Linked DNA regions of Homo sapiens: region 1 is linked to region 2. A link is a contact called in ENCODE Hi-C or POLR2A ChIA-PET data. All regions are on one chromosome and are shown on one strand. The core of a region is the stretch at or near the end of the contact, and the rest is flanking DNA. Distances in the headings are between cores, read along the strand shown.

Region 1 (6,855 bases), core at 2,125-4,624, 46 kb before region 2:
GACACTCACTCCTGGGACAACTCATGCTATGGACTGAATTGCATCCCTTCCCTAATGAACCAGTGGAAGACCTAACTCCCAATCGGAGTTTATATGGAGACAAGGCCTTAATGAGGTAATCAAAGTTAATAAGGTCATAAGCATGGGGCTCTGATCCCACAGGACCGGTGCCCTTATAAGAAGAGATAAGGGACACCAGGATGTGCCTGCAGAGGAAAGGCCACATAAGGACAGAGAGAAGGTGGCTGTCTGCAAGCCAAGGAAAGAGGCCTTACCAGAAATCAACCCTGCTGGCACCTTGATCTTGGTCTTTCAGCCTCCAGAACTGTAAGAAAATAAGTTTTGAGGGGTTTTTTTTTTTTTTGAGACATAGTCTTGCTCTGTCGCCCAGGCTGGAGTGCAGTGGTGCAATCTCAGCTCACTGCAGCCTTTGCCTCCCAGGTTCAAGCGATTCTCCTGCCTCTGCATCCCGAGTAGCCGAGATTACAGGTGCCAGCCACCACACCATGCTAATTTTTTGTATTTTTAGTAGAGACAGGGTTTCACCATGTTGGCCAGGCTGGTTTTGAACTCCTGACCTCAAGTGATTCCCCCCACCTCGGCCTCCCAAAGTGCTAGGATTACAGGCATGAGCCACCGTGCCCGGCCGAGAAAATAAGTTTTTGTTGTTGAAGCCACCCTATCTGTGGCCCCTTGTTATGGTAGCCCAAGCAAATACCCCGGACACCCAGACAGACCCACTCTTCTTACTCCTCTTGCATGTGACACAGGAGGTGATGGCAGGGTGGGAAAACACAAGTGAAAACCACCCTTCGCTCAAAATTTCTAGGATTCCTGACCCCTCATCTGTGCTGGATGACATCCAGGGTAGACAACAGCACTGTCCTTGAAGACTCCTAAAGGTACAGGCACCGCAGAAGACAGAAGCCCCTTGTCCCAGCCACCCACACACAATCCTAACCACAGACCACGTTTCTACCAAGTATCAAGGCTCAAATGCAGACATGGTGACATTTTTTTCTTCAGAGATTCAAGGTATAAGCTCTGGATATGTCCCAAACTTGCTCAAAATGCCAAATAATAAAATGATATAGTTTCTAAAAAATTGTCTGAGTCAAAACAAGAAAAACAATCTACGCCTCTGTCACTGGCCTAACTCGAGCATGTTTAAGGGCATGTATGTCATCACTGAAAATGCACAGGCAAGGCCAGTGACTTCCTCAAAGACAGAAAGCGGCTGAGGAAGGCCCAGACACCATGCTCTATGTGGACCTGAGACGCAGCTGACAAAGCAAACCGTGTTTATCTGAGATGCTGGGACCTCAGCCCCGGCCGCAGGAACTCTTGGGAAACAGAATGTCAGACACCTGCCAGGGCACACAGGGATGCCTGCAGCCCTACTTACGGTGCCTACAAAGGCTCGCAGGCATGATCTCGGGGCTGCTGTCCTTTAAAAAAAAAAAATGCCCATAAATCAAAACGCAGTGTTCTTTACAGTAGCTGTGCCTCACAGCCAGAGTCAAGTCTTGTCCATCTACACCACGGTGCCACCCACACAGAGACAGAATCATAGGTGCTGGGAAGCGATGTGGCGTTAGATCCCAGCAAGTCACAGGAGTGGCTTCTTTTCTCATCCTCAGTCCTCTCCATTACCATCAGTTCAGTAACAGGATAGCCTCAACACCTAATGTGACTCGCTGACACATCTCTTTGCCTTTGGCTTATAAAAATATATTTCTACTGTGTTTTCACCATCAAAATGTATTATCTTGGTCTTTCCTTCTTGCCTTTGCATAGGACCAAGGGAGAGCTACACTGACTACTCTGAGAACCTTAACTCGGACCCCAGGGATGTCACCAACAGCATGATCTTTGTGACCAAATCCAGCAATCAGAACTTCACCAAGGTTTTATCCCTAAATTTTTTTCCCCGAAATTTTTATTTTAGCTTTTTTTTTCTTTTCTTTTCTTTTCTTTTTTTTTTTTTTTTTTTTTGAGACAAAGAGTCTCGCTCTGGCACCCAGGCTGGAGTGCAGTGTCGCCATCTCGGCTCACTGCAACCTCCACCTCCCGGGGTTTAAGCAATTCTCTTGCCTCAGCCTCCCGAGTAGCTGGGATTACAGACATCTGCCACCACGCCTGGCTACAGAACTTCATTGTTGTCCTCAACTGAAGTCAAGCAGTCATCACTGAGTACAGAAGCTGTGATTTCTTGGTCAGTGGGGCCATAAAGAGCATCCTGATGGCAGGATGTGGCTGTTTGGTTTCAATCCCTACTTTTCCGGCACAATTCCCTTTTGGAGAAGCACTTCCAAAAGGGCTAGGTGCGGGGACTGCACCCAAATGGGCTTTCCTGCACTGCTGATCACCCCACTTCTGGTCTTGCTGGTGGTTACAGAGCTTCCCAGCAGTATGAAGACTGAGATACTTGCCACAGGCCGGGGCCAAAAAGAAGCAGCACTCATCTCTCTTTTGAACAACAAGAGTGGGTATCAATCGGAACCCAGGGCAGGCAACCACGCCAGGCACACTTAGTAATAGTTTCCTTCCACTGTCTTCATTTTACAGCGACCTGCTGGTTTCGTTAACTCATAGTGACTCTCCATTTACAGTAGTGAGATAAAGCTTCCTTTTTCAAAAAATAAAGGAATTCAATTTGTTTAAGTGCATCATTAAAAGTAAACTACAGTCTGGGCACGGTGGCTCACACCTGTAATCCCAGCACTTTGGGAGGCTGAGACCGGCAGATCATGAGGTCAGGAGTTCAAGACCAGCCCGGCCAACATGGCGAAACCCCATCTCTACTAAAAATACAAAAATTAGCCGGGCGTGGGCCTGTAATCCCAGCTACTTGGGAGGCTGACGCAGGAGAATCGCTTGAACCCAGGAGGTGGAGGTTGCAGTAAGCTGAGATCGTGCCATTGCACTCCAGCCTGGGAGACAAGAGCAAGACTCTGTCTCAAAAAAAAAAAAAAAAGTAAACTGTAGTAGGCCGGGCACGGTGGCTCATGCCTGTCATCCCAGCGCTTTGGAAGGCTGAGGCGGGTGGATCGCTTGATCCTAGGAGTTCAAGACCAGCCTGGACAGCATGGTGAGACCTCAACTCTACAAAAAAATAAATAAATAAAAATGAATAATAAAGTAAACTATAGGGTAAGTAACAGTACTGTGGTAAACAAAAGATTGACAGGTGAAAAGCAGCCAGCTACATACTCACCCACCCTGTGTCCCATGGACTGAGTGATCTATTAACACCTGCTCAGCGGAGTTCAGGGCTGAGCAGCGCCACAGTAAACCACACATGCTCACATACAAAAAGTGCGGCCAGCCGTTCCCACGCAGCAGCCTTACGGTGTCTGCTCACTTCCTGCTTCACCCTTGAATCAAAGAATGCTGGGTGCCTCCCAAACTCTTTCTTCCTTCCTTAGCAACAAAAACTAATTTCCTTTTTATCAAGAACAATTGCCCCCTCTGCAGCCAAGGGGGACCATGACATGAATGCTGGCCCAAGACACGAGTGGTATACTGTAAGCACCTTCTAGTGAAGGTCGGGGGAGCTTCAACGTTTTTGTACCAAGAGCCCATTTTGTAATCTAGGAATAACCATGGGCTCCTATTCAGGAAAATGTATTAAAATATATAAAACATACCATATCACAAAGGAAACCAATTACATCAAAATAGAATGATCATGATTGAAGAAAATACTATATTTCACCCAGAGCTAAATGAAAAACATTGTAATTTTTTTCCCTATCCAAGCTCAGGCCCCTGAATCCTATATGTAGAAATAGACGAAGTCTCTCTGCTCTCTCCTCCTTCCTGCCGCCTGGAATGAGAATGAAATGGCTGGAGCTAAAATGGCTATTTTGGTCTACAAGGCAAGACAGGAGGAGTCCCGGTCTCTGATGGCCGTGGAGCCACATACCAGCCCCAGCCCATCTACCTCTGGATAGAGAGAAATTTCCATCACATCTCCTTAACCACCGGAACTTCAAGAAGAGTAGGTCTGAATGGCTTTGTGTACAAAAAATAAACCAACTGTTGGTTTACATAGTGTCTGCTCACTTCCTGCTTCACCCTTGAATCAGAAAATGCTAGGTGCCTCCCAAACGCCTTCTTCCTTCCTTAGCAACAAAAGCTAATTTTTTTTTTTAATTGGGAACAAGTGCCCCCTCTGCCTCCAGGGGAGGCCATGGGACAAATGCTGGCTCAAGCCACCAGTGAGATACCAGGAGCACCCGTCAGTTTACATAACAGTTGGTTTATTCTTTGTTATACAAAGCCATTCAAACCTAGTCTTCCTTGCTATATCTCTAATACTTTTTCTAGGTAGTAAAGTTGGAAACAGTTGAAGCCTGATCATTAGCAAAGTTTAATCATCTTGGAGAGACATATTCTTCTTCACTTACAAAAATGAGTCCTTCAGAGTTACAAAGGAAATCCAACTAGAATAGGTCCTCTGTAGCTAACTGCATTATGGGAGGCAAACCCCAAAACCTGGAACCACAGAAGTCTACGGCAAGGCTGCTCCATCCTGAGGCACGCCCTTTAGCGCGCACACGCCCAAGCGCCACGCATTAACCACGGTTCTGGATATCCACAAGCACGTACCACACCTCCAGTCTACAACCAGGGACGTACACACCTGACGTGAACCCACAGTCACAGGGTTAGAAGCACAAAGGCACCGCCATGAGACGTGGGCCAGAAGTCATCCCAGAGCTGGTGGAGGGGGCTGCGAAAGTACTTACTAATTGTCATGGACTCTGGCACTGAGGCAGAAGGTAACAGGCTGCTCAGAGGACTTCCGTGGCCTGGAGAGCTGGCTTCCACACTAGGAAAAAGCAGGCAGGAGGAAGTTACACTCGGCCACTGAAAGTACACACCCTCACCATTCCAAAAACTAGCAGAGGTCGGTTTACTCCGGTACCTCTACTAGAAGGGATAGAGGCAGTCATTGGAAATTAGTCAGGCCTCGTTATCTGCAGATTCCGTATTTGGAAATTCATCTACGCACTAAAATTTATTTGTAACCCCAAAGTCAATACTTGAGGTGCTTTCACAATCATTCATGAACACGTGCAGAGGCCAATAATTTCACTCCCTAATGTGCATAATCTCAGCTGAAGTCGAACAGCTGGGACCTCAGATCTCACACCGTAAACAAGCATCCTCTTTGCTGTCTATTTACTGCCATGTTTTTAGCATTTTTTTTTCCACTTTTCTTTCTTTTGCGTGATCTCGGCTCACTGTAACCTCCACCTCCTGGGTTCAAGCGATTCTTGTGCCTCAGCCTCCCAAGTAGCTGGGATTACAGGCCCGCACCACCACACCCGACTAATTCTTGTATTTTTACTAGAAATGGGGTTTCGCCAAGTTGGCCAGACTGGTCTCAAAGTCCTGACCTCAAGTGATCCACCTGCCTCAGCCTCCCAAAGTGCTGGGATTACAGGCATGACCCACCACACCCGGCCTTTTTTTCCACTTGATTTTATTGTTTAAAATGTCCCCAAGCACAGTGCTGAAGTGGTACTGCCGACAGTTCCTAAGCACAGGAAGGCTGTGATGTGCCGTATGGAGATAATTTGTGAGTTAGAGATGCTTCATTCAGGCATGGCTTACAGTGCTGCTGGCTGTGAATTCAATGTTAATGAATCAACTGCATACATTAAACAAGGTGTCTTTAAACAGGAACAGACATAAAACCAGGTTATGTGTTGATCAGTTGATAAAAATGCTGTGACCAGGCCAGGTGTGGTGGCTCATGCCTGTAATCGCAATACTTTGGGAGGCCGAGGCGGGTGGATCACATGAGGTCAGGAGTTCGAGACCAGCCTGGCGAACATGGCAAAACCCCTTCTCTACTAAAAATACAAAAATTATCTGGGTGTGGTAGCACATGCCTGTAATCCCAGCTACTTGGGAGGCTGAGGCAGGAGAATCACTTCAACCCAGGAAACAGAGGTTGCAGTGAGCCAAGATCACGCCACTGCACTCCAGCCCCGGGCAAAAGAGCAACAGTTCATCTCAAAAACAAAATGTGTGACCAGAGCCTCAAAGCAACTTAACCATGTACTTCCCCTAGGAGCACTGGTTCAGTCTTCATAGCAACTTTATAGAATACAACTACTGGGAATAATAAGAATCAACTGTATGTTTACAAATAATTTACAACATGAAAAATAAAGTTTAGTGTCTTTGGTGAGAACAGCACGGTCATCACATGGTTAACAGAGATACACACACACACACACACACACACACACACACACACACACACCATGACTAGGAGGAAAAGTACCAAAACATCAACAACATAATGAAGTTGAGGGTTAAGACTGATTTTCTTTTTTCATTTACTGTTGCATTTTCCAATTTTTTTTTTTTTAAGACAGGTTCTCACTCCGTTAACTAGGCTGGAGTGCAGTGGTGCAATCTCAGCTCGCTGAAGGCTTGAACTCCTGGGTTCAAGTGATCTTCCCACATCAGTCTCCCAAGTAGCTGACACTACAGGCATGCACCACCACATCTGGATAATTTTTGTTGTTGTTTTATTTGTAAAGACAGGGTCTCACTTGCCCAGACTGGTGGTGTTGAACTCCCGGCCTCAAGTAATCCTCCCACCTTGGCCTCCCAAAGTGCTGAGATTACAGGCATGGGCCACCATGCCTAGTCACATTTTCTAAAATAAATAGCAAAAAAAGACTCCACCCCCTGGAAGGGTCTGGCAACACCAATTCCTTCTGACACTGAACTAACTGCGACAAGCTTCCTACAAGCAATGTCATTTTGAGAGAGCAGAACCCTTGACTGTTCCAGGTAAGACCATGGCATCTAATATGGTTTACGGTA
Region 2 (6,983 bases), core at 648-3,147:
GACATCTCATTTACAATTGAGCAGGAAGAAAGGGAACGGGATGAAGCCAGCTTTATCACCCCTTTTACCAGGAAAGAACAAGTAATCCCAGAAAATCACAAGGGAGCAGAGAAAGCAAAGAACAAAACTCAAAACTGGCTTAATCCCTCACCGAGATAAAGGACTACATACCACAGCCTCAAGCAAAATCTGGGTTCTATCAAAGCCAAAGAAGACAGAGGGATGAATGTGAGGGCACACTCTAACAGAATCAGCCACACATGGTATCAGCCATGCCAGGAACAAAGGTAAACCAAGTTCACTCATGTGCCAGCCTGAGAACTCAGTGAATACAAGTGCTCCCAAATCTGTCACATCCCAAACTGAACCAGCCTGACCACAAGGCACAAATGGATTGGCAGAGCAGAGTGCCAACAAGGGGCTGAGCTCTGTCACTCTACCAACTTCCATCTAGCCGCAAGAGTGCCTTCCAGAACCAGGGCTCAGCATAATACACCCACATCCTACAAGAGTTTACAGCATACCACCTCCTTTATTAAAGAGTAGGAAATAAATTAACCAGGCATGGTGGCGTGCATGTGCAGTCCCAGCTACTTGAGAGGCCGAAGTAGGAGGATCGCTTGAGCCAGGAAGTTCAAGGCTGCAGAGAGCCATGATTGCACCACTGCACTCTAGCCTGGCAACAGAGCAAGACCCTGTCTCTTATTTAAAAAAAAAAAAAAAAAAAAGGGAAATTTCTAAGACGGACTTCTAAAGCTTGTATCTCACTTCCTTTTAGGGGCATACGCCATCATGAGCTGAAGAGTCATTTACATTCTGAAAGGAGCAAAGCAAAGGACCCACGGAACTCAGGCTGGATAACTGTGATCTAAAAACTGACAACTCAGAGGCCAAACTGAGTCTTTTTTACCTTTTTTTTTTTGAGGTGGAGTCTTGCTCTGTCGCCCAGGCTGGAGTGCCAGGGCACGGTCTCGGCTCACTGAATCCTCCGCCTCCTGGATTCAAGGAATTCTCCTGCCTCAGCCTCCCAAGTAGCTGGAATTACAGGTGCCTACCACCATGCCCAGCTAATTTTTGTATTTTTAATGGAGACAGGGTTTCACCATGTTGGCCAGGCTGGTCTCGAACTCCAGACCTCAAGTGATCCACCCACCTCGGCCTCCCAAAGTGCTGGGATTACAAGCCTGAGTCTTAATTTATGAGACATCAGGATTAAACACCTTTGAAACAGGCAGAGGTCACATTCGGCCAATAGGTATCAGTCCAGCTCCACTAGATCTTAACATGCTGAGACACATTCATACCCCTTAGTAAATAGCCACTGGCCCAAGTCCATGCCACCCTGGGTGTCAAGAACCCACCCCTGAGGGACCCTGTGGACATGCCCATGATCCAGTGACCCAGGATAACACACAGCCCAACGGGTACAGCACCCTGGCTTCTGACTTCCTCCCTAAAGCCAGCTTCTTTCTGCCAGTTGTCAACCACTTTTTTCACCTTGAATGGAGCTCTGCATTTTCTCTGCACCTTTAGCAGACATCCTTCCAAGGCTTCCCTTACCAAAAGCAGCTGATTGGCACGTGCATGAATACAAAAGAAAATCACCAACAGGGAACCGAAAGCAGGGATGGGCGAGTGAGGAACTGGACTTCCCCTCACCATCAAAAGGATGGACCCAGGGCTCCCCTGGCACATGCAGCTTCCTCCAAAATTAATTTTCTACAGAAATGAAATTGTTGCCCAAGGTGACCCAATGAAGCAAAATACAAATTCTGCTTTGAGTGCAATCAACCATTTTCAAAAATCCCCACTGAAGATCAAGGAAGTCGGTCTCTCTCATTTTACAGTTATGGGTATATTACCACCGCTTCCCACTGACTGAAGATGCGTACAGACCACTGAGAGTAGGGGTTTGGCTTCCTGGGAAAATGAGCAGCATGTTCTGAAGTCAGGGTCTTCAAGTGGTTATTTTGAATGCAGTCCTTTGGTGGCATCTACTGTGTAGGTGGCCAGGTATCTTGCAAGACACTAGAGCTACAAGGATGAGCCTGTAATCCTAACACTTTGGGAGGCCAAGGCAGGCGGATCACCTGAAGTCAGTAGTTCGAGACCAGCCTGCCCAATATGATGAAACCCCGTCTCTACTAAAAATATAAAACTTAACCAGGCATGGTGATGTGCACCTGTAATCGCAGCTACTCAGGAGGCTGAAGCAGGAGAAACACTTGAACCCAGGAGGCATAGGCTGCAGTGGGCCAAGATTGCACCACTGCACTCCAGCATGGGCAACAGATCAGACTCCATCTCAAAAAAAAAAAAAAAGAAAAAAGAAAACGGGTAGTTCCATACATAGGTTTGATGGAAGAAGAACTCAGGACTATAGGAGGGGCACAGTCCAGGTGAACCATGTAGGGAGCTCATGAATGGCTTTTTGAAAACAATTCTGAAACTTCAGAAGAGAAGAGAACAAAACCACATGAGACACCATTTCCACCCATTAGGATGGCAATTATGAAAACAGAAAAAAGGAGGCCAGGCACGGTGGCTCAGGCCTGTAATCCCAGCACTTTGGGAGGCCAAGGTGGGAGGATCACTTAGGGCAAGGAATTTGAGACCAGCCTGGGCAAGATAGTAAGATACTGTCCCTACAAAAAAATAATAAAATTACTATACATACATATATATATATGAAAAAAGGGGGTGGTAATCACTCTCTGGTTCTCCCCATGTATACAATTAAAGCTATATACCTTTTCTCTAATTTAAAAAGCCAGCATTGGCCGGGCACAGTGGCTCGCACCTGTACTTCCAGCACTTTGGGAGGCCAAGGCGGGCAGATCACTTGAGGCCAGGAGCTCGAGACCAGCCTGGCCAACGTGGTGAAACCCTGCCTCTACTAAAAATACAAAAATTAGCCAGGCATGGTGGCGCACGCCTGTAATCCCAGCTACTTGGGAAACTGAGGCAGGAGAATCACTTGAACCTGGGGGGTGGAGGCTACAGTGAGCCAAGATCACACTCCAGCCTGGGTGACAAAGTGAGATTCTATCTCACAAAATAAATAAAAACCCAACACTGGCAAGGCTATGGAGTTGGCAAGGATGTGGAAGGATGGTGGAGAAAATGGATCTCGTGTGCATTGCTAGTGGGAATGCAACAGGGTATAGCCTCTATGGAAAACCCTCTGATGGTTTCTAAAAAATAATTAAACATAGAATTATCATATGATCCAACATTGTCCTTCTGGGTGTATGCCCCAAAAGAACTAAAAGTGGAAAAAACAAGTATTTGTATCTTCATATTCACAGCAGTACCATTCACAATAGCCCATAAGTGGAAGACACCCAACTGTCATGGGAATAAACAAAATATGGGCTCTACATACCCTCAAAAATATTGTTCAGCCTTTAAAAAGAAGAAAATTCTGGGCCAGGCGCGGTTGCTCATGCCTGTAATCACAGCACTTTGGGAGGCCGAGGTGGGTGGATCACAAGGTCAGGGGTTCGAGACCAGCCTGGCCAACATAGTGAAACCACGTATCTACTAAAAATACAAAAATTAGCCGGGCATGGTGGCATGTGCCTATAATCTCAGCTACTTGGGAGGCTGAGGCAGGAGAATCGCTTGAACCCAGGAGGCGGAGGTTGTGGTGAGCTGAGATAGCGCTACTTACTGTACTCCAGCAAACTGGGCAACAGAGCAAGGCTCCATCAAAAAAAAAAAAAAAAAGAAGAAGAAGAAGAAGGAAATTCTGACACATACTACAACACGGACGATCCTTGAAGATGTTATGCTAAATAAAGCCAGACAAAAAAGAACAAATATTGCATGATTCCATTGGTACAAGGAACCTAAAGTAGTAGAATGCACTGAGGCAGAAAGTAGAATGCTGGCTGCCAGGGACAGGGGTGTGGAGGGAGTGAGTGTTAGTGTTTAACAAGTACACAGTTTTGGTTTGTAAAAATGGAAAGGTTCTGAGATGAATGGTGGTAATGATTACTGTATGACATGTGAATGTACATTAAGTACACTTACACTGAATTGTACACTTCAAATGGCTGAAATGGTAAATTTCATTATGTATATTTTACCAATTTTTTTTTTGTTCGTTTTGCTTTGTTTTGTTTTGAGATGGAGTCTCACTCTGTTGCCCAGGCTGGAGTGCAGTGGCGCGATCTCGGCTCACTGCAAGCTCCGCCTCCCGGGTTCACACCATTCTCCTGCCTCAGCCTCCCAAGTAGCTGGGACTATAGGCACCTGCCACCACGCCTGGCTAATTTTTTGTATTTTTAGTAGAAATGGGTTTCACCGTGTTAGCTAGGATGGTCTCGATTTCCTGACCTCATGATCCGCCCGCCTCAGCCTCCCAAAGTGCTGGGATTACAGGCATGAGCCACCACGCCCGGCCATATTTTTTTTTTAAGAGAGAATAGAAGTTTCGCCAGTAGGAGCTTGGGTGAGAGCTGGGGAAGGAAGGAAGGTAGCAGAAGGGAAAGAACTGCCAGACTTGAAGAGTTTCAAGACAACAGAAACTAGGAGAGCTGTTCAAAATACAGGATTGGGCCAGGAACAGTGGCTAACGCCTGTAATCCCAGCACTTTGGGAGGCTGAGGCAGGTGGATCACATGAGGCCAGGAGTTCGAGACCAGCCTAGCCAACATGAGGAAACCCCATCTCTACCAAAAATACAAAAATTAGGCAGCGTGGTGGTACACACCTGTAGTGCCAGCTACTCAGGAGGCCAAGACACGAGAATCACCTGAACCCAGAAGGCAGAGGCTGCAGTGAGCCGAGATCGCACCACTGCACTCTAGCCTGGGCGACAGAGCAAGACATTGTCTCAGAAAAAAAAAAAATACAGAACTGAATCATCTAAATTACTGAGAGGCACCAAGCAAAGCACAGGCAGCGGCACTGAAGGCCCTGCCCCACACAGGATCTGGCATTAGTGCTTCAGCTGCTGAATTATGGAGAGGTCTCAAGAGTCCCAAGGCAGGGGCGTGGCAGGAGGGGAGCTTGTGGGACTCAGGCCATCATTTATTTGCAAACTGGATGAAAGAGTTGTGATGTCAGACCTGCCGCTGCCTGTCAGCCCTGGCATACAGCACGGCATAAGAGGTAGAACAGAGACAGATACAGCCAGTAGGGAAGAGAGCCCAAGAAGCCAGATCACGCACTGGATACTTTGTCCCGATTCTACAAGAGACCCACAGAAGAGCTTTAAGTTAGTGGGGTTACGGGGAATAAGTGGGGGAGTGGGATGGTCATTAAAGAAGACCACTCCATGATGTGCAAAGTGGGTCAGAGCTGATCAAGACTGAAGGCAGGAAAACACAAGTCGGGGAGAAAGAAGAGAATTCACTGAGGATGGAGGAACCGCGAGTGGCTCAGGGACCCATGTGAGAGACAGAAAACAATGCTCTTTGTGGGACTGGTTTTGGGGCAGAGAAGAGGGAGAAGGAGAAGGCTGGGAGGAAGCCCAAGAGCTGTCCAGGGGACCTGGGTAAAAGGCAGAGCCATTTACTAAGCAAGAAACACAGGAACACATATGGATGAAGATCAGAATTCAGTTTTGGAGACTGACAAGCCCGTGCTGTACGCCAAATAGAGACATTCATGAGACAGAGTTCAAGGAAGTGCTCTGGGCTGCGGGTATGACTAAGAATAACAGGCACATACAGAGCAACTTCACCAAGGAATCCAAACAGTATGCATAGAAACAAGAGCCAACAATGAATCCAAGGATGAATAATATTTGAGGGTATGGAAGTGATATGCCAACAAGGATCAGAAAAGAAGAAGAAAGTGTGCCAAGAGGCTATGGCATCGCAGAAAGCAAGGGAAGGCAGTGTTTCAAAGTCAGATCCTCATTGCCCAAGGCTGCCGAACAGACAGGGAAGATTAGACTTCAATTTTACAGGCAGCTCAGCAACAGTAACTGTGTCTCTGGTATATTCTGAATGGCCCCGATCACCTTGTAATTGACTGCCAACCTATAACCTGACGATGATATATCAGTGATTAAAAGAACATCAAATTCCAGCCAGGCGTGGTGGCTCATGCCTGTAATCCCAGCACTTTGGGAGGTCGAGGCGGGCAGATTACCTGAAGTCAGGAGTTCGAGACCAGCCTGGCCAACATGGTGAAACTCCATCTCTACTAAAAATACAAAAATTAGCCAGACATGGTGGCACACACCTATAGTCCCAGCTACTCAGGTGGCTGAGGCTGGAGAATCACTTGCACCTGGGAGGCAGAGGTTGCAGTGAGCTGAGATCATGCCACTGCACTCCAGACTGGGCAACAGAGTGAGGCTCCATCTAAAAAAAAAAAAAAAAATCAAATTCCAAGGTCATGCCATCAAATGCATCAAACGCCAATAACGGCAGTGGTTCTTTCTCCTTTCCCAAGTGGAATGGAAAATAATTCATTTCTCCATACTGTATTCTGTACTGGCTACTTGGGTTTCCAGTGGCTACAAAGACAGCAAGCCAAGTCTGTGTAGAGCTCTGGGTCACTTTTCATTAATTTTTGCTTTGTTCCTCAAAAATTAATCACTTTCCCTGTAGCAAGCTGGAGTGATCCTGGTATATGGTACCTCAGGAACCATGAAATACAGTACTGCACGCAATGAATAATGCCCTTCCTTCCAACCAAGATGTATTTGTTTAGTGAACATAATTTTATTGAACAACTGTGTGTTTATTGAACAACTCATTTCTACAAATGAGTAACTGGTGAAATAAACAAGAAACAAAGATCTAGGAGCCTCTCTGAACTTACCCTAGCCCCGGGAGACTGCCCAAAGAAAGAAAAAAAAAAAAAGCAAACATCTGTTGAAAGTGATTACACATTCTAGGCATGTATCAAAATATCACAAGTACCAAGGCCAGGCGCAGTGGCTTACACGTATAATCCCAGCACTCTGGAAGGCCGAAGTGAGCAGATCACAAGGTCAGGAGTTCGAGACCAGCCTGGCCAAC

What was found. A loop is a pair of places that touch in the nucleus more often than their neighbours do. ChIA-PET counts read pairs that join two places held with the same protein, here RNA polymerase II (POLR2A). Pooled maps may share reads with other maps.
Region 1: a pooled map shows a loop between it and region 2 (2.1-fold over the local background). The contact joins two enhancer-like sites. A Hi-C loop is called at or near these places in 3 of 50 pooled maps. POLR2A ChIA-PET finds 5 or more read pairs at or near these places in 3 of 52 experiments (AG04450, activated CD4-positive, alpha-beta T cell and activated CD8-positive, alpha-beta T cell).

The regions. Positions count from the first base shown.
Region 1 is chr16:12,076,815-12,083,669 of GRCh38, reverse strand. SNX29 (sorting nexin 29) reads right to left here. Exons shown (of 21, transcript NM_032167.5): 11 at 4,755-4,837. It also overlaps the pseudogene RPS23P6. Among named protein-coding and RNA genes, the nearest start is that of SNX29, 100 kb to the right of the region's middle. Within about 2 kb of position 3,374, at least 8 of the 41 ENCODE cell types and tissues checked have a DNase peak (open chromatin) inside an H3K27ac peak, as active enhancers do.
Region 2 is chr16:12,028,950-12,035,932 of GRCh38, reverse strand. The region is part of intron 4 of SNX29 (sorting nexin 29); the gene reads right to left. Among named protein-coding and RNA genes, the nearest start is that of SNX29, 56 kb to the right of the region's middle. Within about 2 kb of position 1,897, at least 6 of the 41 ENCODE cell types and tissues checked have a DNase peak (open chromatin) inside an H3K27ac peak, as active enhancers do.